Regions from separate parts of the Homo sapiens genome. Here region 1 is linked to region 2. Evidence: read pairs that join two places in POLR2A ChIA-PET (ENCODE). Cell type or tissue: HepG2. All regions are shown on one strand. Each heading gives the region's core, and the rest is flanking DNA. Links, peaks and the distances in the headings are about the cores only.

Evidence for each region. Peaks named below come from ENCODE experiments on the same cell type or tissue, not always from the same donor. Only the 100,000 strongest peaks of a DNase experiment are listed, where the experiment ranks them.
Region 1: POLR2A ChIA-PET joins it to region 2 with 5 read pairs; 4 of 35 experiments call an interaction of 5 or more read pairs at or near these places.

The regions. Positions count from the first base shown.
Region 1 is chr2:152,538,778-152,547,114 of GRCh38, forward strand. FMNL2 (formin like 2) reads left to right here. Exons shown (of 26, transcript NM_052905.4): 3 at 3,962-4,042. Among named protein-coding and RNA genes, the nearest start is that of PRPF40A, 170 kb to the right of the region's middle. In HepG2, for the core only: no CTCF peak of the experiment used is centred there; DNase peaks (open chromatin) are centred at 4,004 and 4,404.
Region 2 is chr2:152,404,994-152,413,330 of GRCh38, forward strand. All of the region lies in intron 1 of FMNL2 (formin like 2), which reads left to right. Among named protein-coding and RNA genes, the nearest start is that of FMNL2, 74 kb to the left of the region's middle. RefSeq lists an enhancer at 282-576. In HepG2, for the core only: no CTCF peak of the experiment used is centred there; DNase peaks (open chromatin) are centred at 418 and 5,218.

The sequences.
Region 1 (8,337 bases), core at 10-8,009, 130 kb after region 2:
CACTGTTTGAGTTATAAATTCAGCACCTGATTTGCCAAACCTTTTCTCTCTGTTTCAATGTGGCCAATTTGAACAACAGAAACATTGGGAAAATACATAAGAAAATTTCAGCACCTTGCCAAACACATTTATTTTGAAGGACTTCAGATGGATTATGGGCATCCTATTTATTTGAATTAATATATTTTTCCCTCTAAATATTAGAATTTTAGATATTGTATTAAAAGTCGAAACTGCTTTGGTTGGCAGTCTTCCATTACCCACACTTTTAAAACTGCTTCATATCCCATGTTATTTTCAGGACCTCGTTGCCTGCTTGCTTGACATCAATGATATAAGTACCTTTATTAAGTTACCAACTTGAGTTGCACTGTGTAGAAATGTTATTCTTTAGTCATGATGAGCTATCAAAATGAATTGAAAAGGCACCTCCAAAGTCTTGGTGATCTTGCTCCTTTTGATAGTTACCACCCCTCCATTGAGATTCCCAGCTTTTCTGTTCATTTTGATCCTCTTGCAAAAAGCACTCAAAATTGGCAGCTTCCATGACTCCATCTTCTAGAGGGTGGGTGGAATCAAGAGTGAACTTCAGAACCTTCTTTTTCTGTCTTCCTTCTCCCCATTTGCCACAAGCTTTTTCACGGGTTCCATGGCAGCAGTGGAGGTAGAAAGAGGAGATGGGCAGACTATGCCAAGGCAAATGGCCCCACCTGAGTTTTCTTAGAAGTGGATGCAATGTGGACCAACTGTGTTTTAAAGCATGAGGCTTCCTTATTTTCTCTTTCTTAATACATCAGTAAGCTGCTCAAACAAATGAAGAATATGTGGAATACAACGACAAATGCTAAATAAGCATATTTGAAAAAGTGTGAGTTTATTACATGTAGACCTTGTTCATAATTTCAAGTCCTAAGGAAATATAGTCCAGTCAACAGGACCAGCAAATGTATGTATTTGAGTAAGCCTTCTGAGTCGCCACAGTCCCAAATAGGAAATGAAAAAAAGCTGCCTTTACTGACTGTCAAAGATAGGGCTCACTAAATGAGTGAATGCTACTGCGTTACATGTGCTACTCCACCAAATTTTATTATTGTAAAAATAAAATTGAGCCCAGGAGTTCAATACCAGCCTGGGCAACATGGTGAGACCTTGTCTTTAGAAAATTAGCTGGGCGTGGTTGCCTGCACCTATAGATCCAACTTCTTAGGAGGTGGAATTAGGAGGATTGCTTGAACCTGGGAAGTCGAGGCTGCAGTGAGCTGTGATTGTGCCACTGCATTCCAGCCTGGGTGACAGAGTGAGACTCTCTCAAAAAAATTTTTTTTGAATAATTGGAATTATATTATTTAAAAGGATAATATTTATTTATATTCTGATATGTGTTTGGCATCAGCTGTTGTCATACATGAGGTTGGAAATAATGACTGGCTTCTAGATAGCTCATCAGTTCATTTTTCTGAGCTTCTTGTGATTATTTTAGCCCTCAGCTGGACTACTGCTAAATCCCCATGGCAATAGGATCCCCTCTGATTCCTTGGTGAGGTGATGGTGATTTAAAAAAAGTAGTTTATACACAGACACAGTGATGGCACTAGAGATGTTGAATAGTTGTGATTACTTAGAAATTGCTCTCGAGATAGAACATTTGAAGGAATAATTAGAAAAAGTGTGCTGTTCTTTTTTTAAAAGCAGCTTGATTGAGATAGAGTTCATATACTACAAAATTCACCCTGATTATTTTTAAATAAAGGGAAAATATTAATAGGTGTCCTACTACAAACCATTCCCCCTATTTTCAAGGATAAACAATAACAAATATAGATTTTAAATAATAAGATTATCTCATAGGTGGGAATTGAACAATGAGATCACATGGACACAGGAAGGGGAATATCACACTCTGGGGACTGTGGTGGGGTGGGGGGAGGGGGGAGGGATAGCATTGGGAGATATACCTAATGCTAGATGACGAGTTAGTGGGTGCAGCGCACCAGCATGGCACACGTATACATATGTAACTAACCTGCACAATGTGCACATGTACCCTAAAACTTAAAGTATAATTAAAAATTAATAATAATAATAAGATTATCTTTTCAGTATTATTACAGTGGCCTTTAGCATTTTAAAATCTACAAGCAAGCAAGGCTTCAGTGGACCATGCAGAATGTTGTGGTTCCCTGTGTTGGAGAAATACAAGTTTCTATGGGATAAACAAATGCATGCACATGCTGGCCAATTGTCAGAGTGAAATACCAAAAAATTCCGTTGTGGAGTAAGTGATAATCAGATTATAAAGAATTAAAGTAAGAAAATACCTTTTGGGTTGTACGTAGAAAAGAACATGATAAAGATTATCCTCATTTCTTTTTTTCTTTTCTTTTCTTTTTTTTGTTTTAGACAGGGTCTCGCTCTGTTACCCAGGCTGGAGTGCAGTGGCACGATCAGGGCTCACTGCAGCCTTAACCTCCCAGGCTCAGGTGGTTCTTCCACCTCAGTCTCCTGGATAGCTGGGACTACAGGCATGTGCCACCACACCCAGCTAATTTTTTGTATTTTTTGTAGAGATGGGGTTTCACCATGTTACCCAGGCTTGTCCTCATTTCTTGATGAATCTTTATTTTTCCTTTAGAGCTGATTTAAACTTTTTTTTGTGAGAAATATAGCATCTATATAGAAAAGGTAGTTAAGCCCGAGAACCAGCATAGTAAGTAGTATAAAGCCAGCACCTTTGTAACTGCTACTCAGATCAAGAAATAGAACTGCTGGCCTCTTAGGAATGTGCCATATTTCCCCCTTTGATTATGACTTTCCCCACTTCAGTCCTCCAACCATGACTTTCAGGCTGATCATCTCCAAGTACGCATATATACACACAATATAAAACCATATATCTATATGTATAGTGTTACCCCTTGAGTGTGTATCTGTAACCATTAAAGTTTAATGTCACCTATTTTATAAGTGTGAAGAAATGAAATCAGGTGTTCTTCTTGGCTCAGCATCAGGTTTGTGAGATCCATTCATAGGAGCATGCAGTACATGGCTTGTTTTCATTGTAATCTAGTATACCATTGTATGAACGTAAATATAAGTACTGGTTCATTTTATGGTTTGTGGACATGTGGCTTCTACCCAGGTTTTTACTGTTGCCTGTTCTGCTTTGGACATTAGGGTCTATAAAACCTGATACACGTGGCATGAATTTTTCAAAGTATGGTTCCTCTTTTGGCAGCATTAGCATAAAACGTGTTAGAAATGTTGATTCTTGGGCCCCACCTCTGACCTACATTCAGATATCACCTTGGACTGTATATTGTGTATGTTTATGCTTATTCCAGTGACTGCCTTTGCTCAGGATACTTTTGGATCTTCCAGGTTGGAATCCATTCATGTCGGCACACACATGTGTACCCATGCAAACATAACACTCCCACATTCCAGCAATTGACTCGTTGCTCATATTTGAAAAAAATTAGCTTTATCAGTTTGAGTCAAATCTTTTGTTATTTTCAAAGATAAAATAAATATCCAAAAGAGAAAGATTTGCCAACATTGAAGATATTCAAAAGAATATGCAAAAGATTGAAGACCTGCTGAAGGAGGACCTGAAACAGGTTGGGCAAAACACCATTCCTAGAATGGAAGCTGCAGGGCCCTACAGAGAAAGCAGTACTGACTCTGGAGTTGAGCAGATGTGGGTTCAAACCCACATGTACATGTGACCAGCAGTGTCATCAAAGAGAGTTCTGCATTTCTCTGAGCTTCAGTTTTCCTCCTATGCAAAGAGGGGATCACATCTACTACCAAGATGCAAAACAGTTAGTACAAAATGACTGCTCGCAGGGCCACATTTATACTGTGGATGCATTTTGGTCATATTTTGGTAACATAATCTGATGTGGCTGACTGTGTCATGGCTTCATACCTTTCATGCTTTGGACTTTTGTGCTTTCTGCAGGAACGATTCCAGGTGAAGAATCCTCCCCATACATACATTCAAAAGCTCAAAGGCTATCTGGATCCAGCTGTAACCAGGAAGGTAAGATGGATTTGTTTCCACTCTTTGTTATTGCTTCCTTATTAGCGAGCAGAATCCTCCTGCATTGGAAGAGACCTTCCTTCCTCTGCATTAGAGCCTCTGCCAGAGCCTCCACAAAAAACAACCTTGGGAGACCAACAACGTAAGAAGACAAAGGAAAAAAAACAACCTTCTCACTTGAAGATGTGTATAAAAGTTCTTTCCTGACATGAGAGTCACGTACCTCTGATGGTTGTTGAGTCACTGCTATTTCCAATTACGTAGGGCAGTGAGTGCATTCCAGAGGTATTCAGGCCCCTAGAAGAGCAGGCTTTGCAAAGGGAATACTTGCCTTTCAGTTTTTTATGCCTTGGTGCATTTCCAGAGACCTTGAAAAATCACTGGGCCTTTGTCATCCCAGCTGTGCACTCACATCCTGTGTTGATGCTTTTAGCAGCTCCCCCCTACTCCCCCCAACCCCTGCCCCTGGCCTGAGAAGGTAAGTAGAGAATAGCTGATTCCATTCTCAACAGACTCTCCCCTTTTACAAACAAGCCCTGCTTTGTGCAGCCACACAATTGGTTTAAACTGATGCCTCGTGGTAAAGCATGTAGCCTGGCACGGCCCTGTGGGCCTGAATCAGTCCTGGGATGTCTCAGGGCAGAGCTGTCCTTGCTCAAGATGGGTGAAGGGGTGCTTTACCAGATAGCATTTGTTTTTCCATTGACCTACAACTCCTGCTTTTAAGGCTCCTGCGAAAATCTCTCAGGCTGATTCTCTCTGTTGTTTCAGTGTGTGATTCTTGAGAAAAGAATGGTATACTTTACCTAGTTAGCCATTTTCAGGGCTCTTGATGCTTGCATTAAAAAAAAAATCTTTTTCTTTATCTTCTACTCTAACTCTTCCTCCCCTCACCGCCCACCCCCCGACCAAAAAAAAAAAAAAAAAAAAGTCCAGCAAAGGAGAACAGCTATTATTTCCTTTTGGAAGTTTCCTAGGCCTTTCTCTTACGGTTAATATGTAGACAAGGGGAAATAAAATCTAGTAGTGATGATGACAGTGTAGTGCAGAACTTCATCACTGGCTGTATGTCATATGTGACTTGAATGTGACACAACCTTCAATCCAGGAACGTACCTGTCAAAGTATCATGATACTTCTCCCCTCGTAAATGTGGCACACACATTTCTTTCTAAAAGACCTGTTGTCAGGTCTTACACCTGCAAATGAGACTATTGTTCAGTTCTTGTTAACTTCTCTCATTTCTCCCTTTCCCTAAGAATGTGGCAGTCTTAATTTCATCATTTAAAGAGGTCTGTAAAGGAGGATACACCCAGGCCTGGCACAGTGGCTCACGTCTGTAATCCCAGCACTTTGGGAAGCTAAGGTGGGTGGATCACCTGAGGTCAGGAGTTCAAGACCAACATGGTGAAACCCTGTCTCTACTAAAACTACAAAAATGAGCCAGGCATGGTGGCAGGCACCTGTAATCCCAGCTACTCGGGAGGCTGAGGTAGGAGAATCGCTTGAACCCAGGAGGCGGAGGTTGCAGTGAGCTGAGATTGTGCCATTGCACTCCAGCCTGGGCAAAAAGAGCAAAAAACTGTGTCTCAAAAAGAAAAATAAATAAATAAATACAGACACACCCATATACACAAAATACATCCCCAGACAGGTGTTTTTCTGCACTATTTCTTTGCAAAGGGACAGCAAGATTCTGTTTTAGAATCGATTTCTAAAGGTTTTCTGAAATCTCCAAACTTGTAACCTTCAGGCTAGATGGCTCAGACCTCAGCATTGAGTCCTAATGCTCACCCTGAGTTGAGTGTGGCAGAGATGCTGATGTTTATACAGAAGACTGAGACCTTTCCTCATGCAGAATTCATCCTACCTCCAAAAAATTCCTTCCACATTTTTCCAGTTCTGAATAGAAAGGAAAAAATATGCACACTCCTAGGGAGTGCTGCTTAGGCCCCCACTTCCATACCCCACATGGAGGAAGATGCTTAGAAGGAAGAGGTGGGCTTCCTCCTGGCACAGTTCCAATTTTCCTTTAGATCAGCTGTTTCTGGGTTTAGGCAAAGAGAACAAAGTGAAACAAAACAACAGATAAGCTTCCCAGAAAATGTTTTGCTTCCTCACAAATAATAAACTGGAGCAGGACATAAGATGTCTGTTTGGGCCTTCATTCCCGACATTTCTGCCCTGGCCCATGTGCGTTCACCTGAATGGCCATGTTTGGTCTGTGCTTCATCTTTCAAGATCAGTCATTCAGCTCAGAAAAAATAAAATGGATGGTGGATTAACCACCCCTGCTTTAGTAAGATTCTGTCAGGAGCTGGCAGGAGGAAATGATCTGTTCCACACAACATAATTGTAATGCTTAAAGCCTGGAAAAAAAGGAGATTTGTTGAAATAAGACATGGCTTGCAGTTAAAATGAGCTTAAAATTCTCAGCTGTATTATGGTGGGGGAGAAAAAGATTTCAATTCGGGGCTTTAAATTTCAGCCAGACAGTCTAGGTTGGGCAGTTTTCCTTTAACTGTGTCTGGAGTCCTCGAATACTTGATTCGTTAATCTTTTGTGCAAATTGAATAGAAGATACTTAATTTGCTTTTTTTAAAAAAAAATTTTAAGCATTTTCTATTTAGATTTTCTTCTAAATAGTTTTAAATGAAACCTCTCGGGCAGAAAAGGAAGAGCCTAAATTAGATATCTCTATGAACAGAACTCTCCAAACCAGCCTCCTTATTTAATACCAGGAAGTGATTAGTCTGTGTTTAAAGGATTCTGGTCCTTTGCTGGCGCTGCAGTTGTGAGATGAAACCTATTGTAGGGCTCATCCTGGGCTCAGCTGCCTCTGGGGGCTCATCCCAGGCCTCCCTTGATGGGGAGGGAAGGGAGAATAGTACAGACTGCTCATGGATCCTCTGTGGCTCCCCATGGGCACATAATTTCTTTTCATAGTGTTTTGCATTCTGGATAGATTTTAGAAGTGCAAAGTGTTAGCACTCATTGTGTATATATTAGAGAAGTGGACTCCAAGACTTCTCTGTGGCCCAGAATCTAGCCGAAAATTGAGCCGTTCCTTAGATAATGTAATACAGGAGTAAAGTCAGTTTAGTTTGCCTCCGTTATCAGGCAGTTGCAGAAGGGTAGTGCCTAGGTAGCATAGTCAGTGCCCAAAAACAGCGCTGCTGCTGTTATTATTACCTCATCGTGTTTTGATTTAGTTACCTGGTTTCGATACATAGCTCTTAGTCCTTCAGTGGACCCTCTTTTATACTCTGCTATGTCCTCAGTGCTACGCTGGGTGCCCTTGTGCCTGATGGCATACGTAAGGGATGACCTTGCCCCGAGGAAGCAGAAGGCGGCATTAGGGGCTGGGTGTTAGTTCCTTTGTGTTGCTATAAAGAAATACTTAAGGCTAGGTAATTTATGAGGAAAACAGGTTTATTTTGGCCTACAGTTCTTTAGGCTGTACAGGAAGTGTGGTGCTGGCATTTGCTTCTAGTGAGGGCCTCGGGGTTTACAATCATGGCGGAAGGCTAAGGGGGAGCGGGTGTGTCACATGGTGAGCAAGAGGGAGGAGGTACCAGCCTCTCTTAAACAGCCAGATCTCACAGGAACTCTTAGGAGTAAGAAGCCACTTATTATCACGAGGACAGCACCAAGCAGTTCAGGCGCTATCTGCCCCCATGACCCAAATACCTCCCACTAGGCCCACCTCCAACATTGGAGGTCCTATTTCAACGTGGGATTTGGAAGGGACAAATATCCAAAGTATATCAGGGGCCCAGCAGAAGCAAAGGCTGCAGGGAATGAGTCAGAAGTGCACATAACACAGAGCTTGGAAGGCTGAGTTATTTTCTGACAACCACCTGTGCAGGCAGCCCGAGACTTAGGACTCTGACACGGGAGTGGCCACACTGAGCAGCCAGCATATCTGGAAATGGTTGCCTTAGCTGTGTGACCAGAGACCCTAGAATTTTTTGTCTCCTTTCTCTTCCCTTCTCTATATACACAGCAGACTGCCTGCTCCATTCTACTGACTCTCCTCTACTCTATTCCTAATTTTTAGCTCCAAGGAAGAGTTTAAAGAGAGAGAATACCTTTAGCTGCCCATCCTGCATTACTTGCCCCCATTCTTTTTTTTTTTTTTTTTGAGATGGAGTCTCGCTCTGTCACCCCGGATGGAGTGCAGTGGCCCGATTTCGGCTTGCTGCAACCGCTGCCTCCCAGGTGCAAACAGTTCTCGTGCCTCAGCTTCCTGAGTAGCTGGGATTACAGGCTTGTGCTACCATGCCTAATTTTTG
Region 2 (8,337 bases), core at 331-8,330:
TTTGTTAATTCCTGTCTCCGGAAAGAATGGTTGGTAAAGGCACATCCGTATTCTGACATGTTGAGAAAGAAAGGATACATGCTTGGGAACAGAAGTTGAGGCTGTAAATTGTTGGTGGTCTTACTAGTATTGGGAGGCTGTTTTATCCCTGGCATCTAGCTGCTTGTATGGACGCTGGGGTTCTAGAAATAAGTTTTTACTCCTTTGGCTATAATGAGCTGGGCATTATCATTAACTAGAAGGCTGGATTGGAAAGGTTTGGGAAGCAAAGGTCCTTCTGACATTCAACGCATCTTCCTTTCTGGTCTTTTTTGGAGCAGATTTTTCTTCTGTGCTCTCTAGGAAGCTGATGTGGTTCCTGTCCTCCAACTGACCAGTACCTAGAATGTCAACAGAATGACTCATGTCCCCAACATCCTGTCCTTGTTCTGGAGAAAGGGAACTGTTTGCCTTTGGAAAACACAGTGCTTACCTCTGGAAAAACCCCAAAGCAAGCATAGCTTCAACACAGTTTTCCTTAAAGCTCTTGTGATGTCTTGTGATTTTTTTTCCTTGTGACTTTTTGTAATGAAAGTGTTGGTTTTCCTGTGTCTACCTTGCGTGCCAGGTGGTTGAGAATTAGGGAGCTTTAGGTGTTGGAAAGGACCCTAGAGACCAACTGGTCCAACTCCTCTTTATGGTTTTAGAAACAAAGGCCAAGTTGAAGTAAAGTGACTTGAGATCTAGAAACTGGTCAGTGATAATCAGGACTAATTAGTACCTGGGTCTCCTGATTCCTGGTTCTGGGTCTTTGATTTTTATGGTTTGCAGTAGGTTTTTGAACAGTTCACTTGGCTGCCTTATTGGAAGTTCTATCTATGCAGAATGATATTGATATGGGTGGATATTTAAAACTACATATATTATAACATAGTAAAGTCTTTAAGAATACATGATATACATTGAGTTGTTATTCAGAAGCTAGGGGGATGTAGAAGAGTAAGAATTCTTCTGATTTTCAGGACATTCTGTCATAATTTAGCCTTAAGACAGATTTTGGGCAAGGTATATATATCTCTTGTGACTACAAAAGGAGGCTGGATTAGATTAGTTTCATTTGTTGTTTCAGGCTCTGAAATGTTATGATTCCCTATGTCTATAAGTGTATGCTGCACATTTTTTTCCTTCAGTAGTAGAGAATGTCTGCAATGTGGTTAAATCCTTATTCTTTAATTCCAGTATTATAGAATATGGGTTCCATGTAATTTACATTCATGTTGTTTTTCTTGTCAAAGAGGGAACTGAGATAGTTATCTACTGTGTTCAGTAGCATTTTGAGTGGGGAGAGAGAGCTATAGTGTAAGCTTGAACTTGAGCAGACATTAGCACTCTGTTAGGTTACAATTGGTGTTAACAGTAGAGAAAAGAATCAGAGGAAGAGGAGGAAAGAGACTGGTGTGTGGGAGCTAAGGCCCATTATTTTGTTATGGGCTTCTTCCCCTTTTGAGTGACTTAAATGATGTGATTGAAGATATTTGATAGCTCCATCAAGATGGTAGTCTCAATTCCTTCTACAGCCCACACTTTCTCCTCCTAGATTTGAATTGTTATGATGGTAGCATAATTTTTGACAAATGATGTTTGTGTGGAAGTGTACCTTTTATCTGAGTTGAGTCATTGCTTTTGATATTATCACCTCCATTTTACAGATGAGCAAATTTAGTCTGAGAGAATGGTTAAATTTAGAATTTAACCATATGACCTTCCAGGCACCACGTACTGTTCCACTTTAAGTCTAAGACGTTTCATTTACATTTTGTTCTTACTGATTTAGAAAAGTTTATTGTTTTCATTTTCTCACATTACTTCCTGGTGCCTGGCATAGGACTATAACTGAAACATTTTTATAAATGATTTAAAGGTATTGAATGTGATGAACTGGAAAAGAAGAAAAAAGCTTCCTGAGTCACCCAGACTTCATCCTGGCTCTGTCACTTTGTAATCTTGAGAGGAAAGATTAACTTCTCTAAGCATCAGTTTTCCCACCTGAAAAAGTCAGGAAAATATTATTTTCCATACTGGGTTGCTGGGACGATTAGAAACCGAGCATCTGAAAACTCTTTGCACAGTGCTTAAGGTAATTAATGAGTGTTTGTCATTATACTTATGTTGATGTTAAATTAACATCTTAAAGAACTCTAAAATATTTTTCACTTTCTGTTTTTGTTTTTTTTTTCTTTCCCCCTGAAGCTTCAGAATGTCATTTCCTCTAAATGCCTGCCACCCTCAGGGAGTTCTAGTAATAGGGTGAACATAACATCAATGGAATATGAGGAGTTACTATTAGCAGATGCTATTTGTTTCCCTTTTCATTTCTTTTTTTACAGTCGTTTGGGAGAAACCCTTCCAGCCCTGGGCGATGCGGTGTGTCAGTGTCTGCCTTTCTGCCGACTCCTGACAGCGCCTCCCTTCAGGGGTGTGGGTGGAGCTCTTCATGCCTGCCCCTCCTGCTCACATTTCTCGGTTCACTGGAAAAGTCCCCAAATCTTTTTGTCTGCTCAGTTGTGGCCTAGTAGCCAGAGTGGCTCGTGCATTAAACGAAGAGGAACCTATGTTTCTTCTCTTTTCAGCATTTTGGCTGAATTTTGAATTTTTATCTGCCCCATTGAGTCTGTTGGCTCTGGCTGCTGCTGTACCAAGCCCTCTTTCTGGTGTTCATAAACCAATGAGAGTACAATTTCATGGCCTGGGTCAGGCTTGTTTGTTGGTTTCGTCTTAATTAGAAGCAAACCTCTTTGTCTTCCCTTTTCTTCATCTTCCAGGGAGAAATGGATTTTCTAGGCTGAGCAAATTAATCATAGTGGTGTCTAATAAAAAACAATCACCACTGCAGTACCTGGCACACAGTAGGTACTCAGTAGCTGAAAGAAACAGTTCCTGTAGCTCTTCCAAGGTATCCAGCATTTTGTGCAGGTAGGCTGGGGGCTGCTGAAGGATCTGTTTGTGAAAGACGAGAATTAGCTTAAGTAACTTGGGTTGGAAAAGTCACTCTGCCTTCTGAGTGACATATGGGGGCTGGAAGGTGGCAGAGAACAGGGTTGGAGAGTTTCTCTGGTAGGTGGATTAGTGTTGTTCCCAGCTCAGAATAAGGTACATATTTGAAAGTTACTTAACACAGAGCCTTGGATTCTGCCTGTAGGATAATAGATATTGAGTAGTTGTGATAAGTAATCATATGTAGCACTTAGGTCTTTTTATCTTCAAAGAACTTTTTTAAAAAAAACACTTTTAAACACAATGAATTCTACCTTGTATCTTTATCGTAGCCCTAATGTTCTCTTCTGTGTCTTTGTCGTATTATGTTTCTTAGGACAAGTGAGTAAGCTTTGTCAATTGGTTTATAAAACATTTATGCATTTAAAGCTTCCAGGGAGTGAGAATTGAAATTACAGTATCTGGGGCTTCATATTTGCTGGCAAACTGCTGGCTTAGCATTTTCTTCCCTCTTGTCTGTTTTTCCCAAGCTATAGCAGAGATTAAATGAAATTTAGGAATTGTGTGTGAGATTTTGTTTCTCCTTGAAATACAGATGCTCCTAGACTTACGGGTTTTTTTTTGCCCTGATAAACCCATTGTAAGTTGAAAATATTGACAATATTGTAAGTCAAAAATGCATTTAATATAGCTACCCTATGAAACATCCTAGCCTAGACTACCTTAAACATGCTGAGAACACTGACATTAGCCTATAGTTGGCAAAACCATCTAACACAAAGCCTATTATAATAAAGTGTTGAATATCTCATGTAATTTATTGAATACTGTACTGAAATTGAAAAAACAGAATGGTCGTATGGGTACTGGAATTATGGTTTCTACTGAATATATATCGCTTTTGCACCATTGTAAAATTGGAAAATTGTAAGTCAGGGACCATCTGTAGTTCTGTCAGGATGGGTGAAATGCTTGCTGTGCAGTGCATTGATTTCTAAAGTCAATCCTTAGCAGATACTTTAAAACAACAAAGAACTAGAAGTTTCCTGGTTAAGAGGGAAGAAGGGTTTGCAATTGGCTTCATAAATTTCTTCTCAGGCTTTTAAAGTTATGAGTCAAGAACCTTCGAAGCAGTGTTCGTAGGTGCATCCTTTCCTTCCTCACCCCATATTTCATTTATATAACAAGATACTTCAAAGATGCTCCAAAGAAATAAAGACAGTATAATTCCAAATGATTAGCTCAAATCCGACTGCCACATTCAAGGCTTAAAAAAAATTCTCAATTGCTGTGAGGGATTAGAAAAATGGCAGCTGGCAAAAATGCCTTCAGTATAAAGATGATAAGACGCCACTTATTAATTCTTTATATAAGCAATGGTTTTTTTTGGTGAGGATATGGAGAAAGGTAATAAAATCATGGTCTCTGCTGTGGGTAAAACTAGTTTGAGAGCCCCTCCCCTGCTGCTTTTTTCAGAAGTTTAAAAAGGAGGTCAGGAGCAGAGAGTTAGTTTCCCTGACTGGGGGAAGTTAAGGAAAGGAGTGTGAGTGAGGTCATGGAGAAGGCATGGTGAAGTTTCACAGTCTTGTGGATAAGTTTCCCATTTGATATGGGATATAGTTGAGAGTTACATCAAATGGAGTTGCCACCAACATGACTGCTAATGGTGACTCTGGGTACAGAGGACATGGCATAGTAGTAGTTATGCAGTAATCGGACCCTGATTAACGATGAAGCTGATGATGGCATTGATACTTTATGGAGAACTTTGTATGTGTTTTTCCCCCATTTAATCCTTACAGTCACCATTTTCAGATGGTAGCTGGGAGTAGTAGATAATTTTCCCAGGGTCATATTGCTTAGGGGCAAAGCTGGGATTTGTAACCATGATGCAATACTGCACCTGGTGGATGTAGTCAGGGTTATCAAAATAAAGAAAAATTGACCCAAAGATATATTTTAGAGGCAGAAACAATAATAGCTTAGTAATAGTCTAGGTGTGTGAACTCGAGACAAAACGAGTAGGAAAAAGATGGTTTTTAAGTGACAGTTTTGGAAAAGAAGCAACGGGGGTGGCAGGAATGAACAATACAGTTCTGTCTCGGTCATGTTTATGGACTCTTCTTCCTAGAGAACAGCCAATAGTCTTTCATCAGTGTTGATTTCATCTTTCAGCCTTCAGAAAACAGCTGTCAATCCAAGTGCTTGCTGTCGATATGGAGCACAGGTTGTGAACACAGTGCCTTTGTGCCATGCTTTGGTCACATGTACAGGTGTTGACTCTAGCAGCAGACCAGTACCTACTCCCAGTGGAGCTCAAATTCACACATCACACCATCACATTGTCTTCTCATTTAGCCAGTGAAATGATTGGCGTCTCACTGCAGTAGTACAGTGATAGTCATTGATTGACAAGACCTTCTCTGGGAAGGACTACATTTATTCTGATTTCTCCAGATCAGACTTTTAGAACCAGGAGAGGAAGTCTGTTCATGGTCAGAGTTCTTGCTGAGTCAATGTAGTATTTTGAAAGCTATTGTGCCAAGGCCCCAGGATTCTCAGACCTGGCTGAGCAACATGTAACTGATCCAATTTCTCACTGACTCAGGAGGAATGCTAGCTAAATCTTGAATTTGGTACTGTGACTTCAATAGTGGGCCAGTCAAGGGGCTCACGCCTGGTGGACCACCATCCCTTCACCCCCACCCCACCAAGGTCTGTCTGTGCTTGGCTTTTCGGACTCATGGTGAATGCTTGAACCTTTTTATTCCCTTAACATAAACTTATTCTTCTGGGTAAAAAAGTGAATCCTATCCCCATGAAGGATTTGCTTGATTGAAATGAGACCCCCCCTTGGGAGAGAAGTATAAATGTTGTGAGCAGAGTGGCCTTACGGTAGCTTGCTGACTTCCTAGAGGGGTCGTTGTGGGAGGAGAGCCCTGCTAGTTCCCTTTGCCCCAAATTATTTCCCCTCTGTGCTTGCTACAGAATCACTAAGTGTACTGATAGCTCTTAATTACTTCTAGTTAAAGAAGAGCAAGCCACCTGGTCTCTGAATTAATTAGAGCAATACTCTTTAAAAGAAACATCCTCCTTTCCCTCCTTCTTTGCCCCCCAGCAAAATATTTCCTATTAGAAAAAACATATGAAGCCATTGGTTAGTTTTCACTTCCTTTCCTAAGGGATAGTCAGCTAAATATGCTGTCCTGAGAGAATTTGACAGAAGCAGATAAGATTTTTGATAAGAGTTGAAGAGAAATTCTGGGAAGGGAAGGTAAATTATACTCCCTAATAAAAGCCCTAACAAACAGCAGGCATAATTGGTTGTGTATTTGGGGGTGTGTGTGTCAGTGAAGTGGTGTGTATTCTACATACCACCAGTGGGAGGAAGAATGCTGAAAAAAGAGAAGTAGGTGCTTGCTCAAGACAGGAAATATACCACTTCCCTTAGGAATCTGCCCATAGGCCATCTTTGCTTATATTATCCATGCATTTCATTGGCAGTACTCTCCTGGAGTGAGAAGTGGTGTATGAAGTTGGTCCTAAAATCCACTCCTCCCATCTCCTTCCTAAGAGAAAGTTAACCCACTTTGGGCTAACTCAAGAGCCAGCCAGTTATTTTTGCCCATCACTGTAAGTAGGATTACAGCTCACCTTAAATATTGGGGAAAAGTCCTGATCATTTGTTCATTCTATTAGCTAGGGCCAGGTGTTGTCACTGTCTCTAGCACCGCTTCCATTTCACTCCCATTAAATCTTAGCAAATTCCTAGCACTCTGAACAGTGTATTTTACTTGAATGATTCCCATGTGGCCAGACTTCTGGGAGCTGAGCACATGGTACCCTTTTATTGGGTGCCATGAGGTAACCTTGGTACCCTTTGGACATTCAGCTTTCCTTTGAGGTTATAGCTAATTCTCTGATGAACATTTAAGTGGGTGGGGCTGTGTGTTAGCCCTACTGTGTAGCTTTTGTGATCCAGGGAGGTGTGACCCCATTGTGGTATTCCCATAGCTGAGATCATAAAAGCATCCCAAGTGTCATTTGGAAGCCAAACAGTAGGTTACAAACTCATTTTGGGTTAATCTCCCTCTCCCTAAGCTACTTCATCTCCTTGAATGCTGCTAACTGTAAGCTTTTATTTCCTTTCCTGTGTTATCACTCATTAAAGCCTTCTCTGACCTGTATAAATGAGACTGGCTTTTTCCTCTTAGTATTGTCTTCGAGCACTTGGCAGGTGGCATTTGGAGCCAGAGCCTGATGAAAGTTGCCCTTGTGTATTGTTTTTATAAGCTAAATGAGAGGCACAGAAAGAATACCAAAAGATAGACTTTTTCCCTAGGGTAGGAGGAAAAAGGAGGATCAAAAATTTGCAGTTTATGTATGAATTTTGGTGGAATGCCGTTTAGAGGGAATATTTTCTGATTCTGTCTCTTCTCCCTTCAGTCTTATATTTCCTCTTACTTTCTTCTGTATATTTTATATATATATATATATATATATATATATATATATATATATATATATATATATATAAATTAGAAAAAAATTGAAACAGGGCCAGGTACGGTGACTCATGCTTATAATCCCAGCACTTGGGAAGGCAGAGGTGGGCAGATTGCTTTAGCCCAGGCATTGAAGACCAGCCTGGGCAACATAGCAAGACCCCATCTCTTAAAAAAAATACAAAAATTAGCCAGGTGTGGTTGTGTGCACCTGTACTCCCAGCTACTTGGGAGGCTGAGGTGGGAGGATCACTTGAACTCAGGAGGTGAGGCTGCAGTGAGCCATGATTGTGCTGCTGCACTCCAACCTGGGTGACACAGTGAGACCCTGTCTCAAAAAAAAAGCTAAACTGAAATGGAAATTATTTCCATATCTTTTCTTAACCAAGTAGTCAAGTATTTCTGTTGCCATTAGTTTGGACCATATGAACTTGCTGCTGTTATAGGTCAGAAATGGTTGAATAGCAGCAATCTCATGGCTCAACCTGTTGAACCATTAACCCCAGGAGGGTTAATCAGCTAGCCCCTTTCTAACCCAGCAGATAGAAAACTATGACAAAACTATTTGACTCTACTTTCCTTCCTTCTTATCTTCCTCATCTTAAAAAGTTAACAGATATAAAACATAAAAGATATCATTGGCAAGTCAAGGTGACAGTTTTTGGGGGTGGGCAGGTGGCAACAGACACTAGGACACTAGGACAATGAAACCCAGATTTTAAAACAAGGATACAATAGAGCCAGCTTCTGTAGAAATTAGTGTATTTATTCACCAGTCATTGTGTTTAGTTGTCTGAGCTACATTGTATTGTCCTTGAGGAGTAAGAATTGTGCTATTTTTCATTGCATTCCTGACATG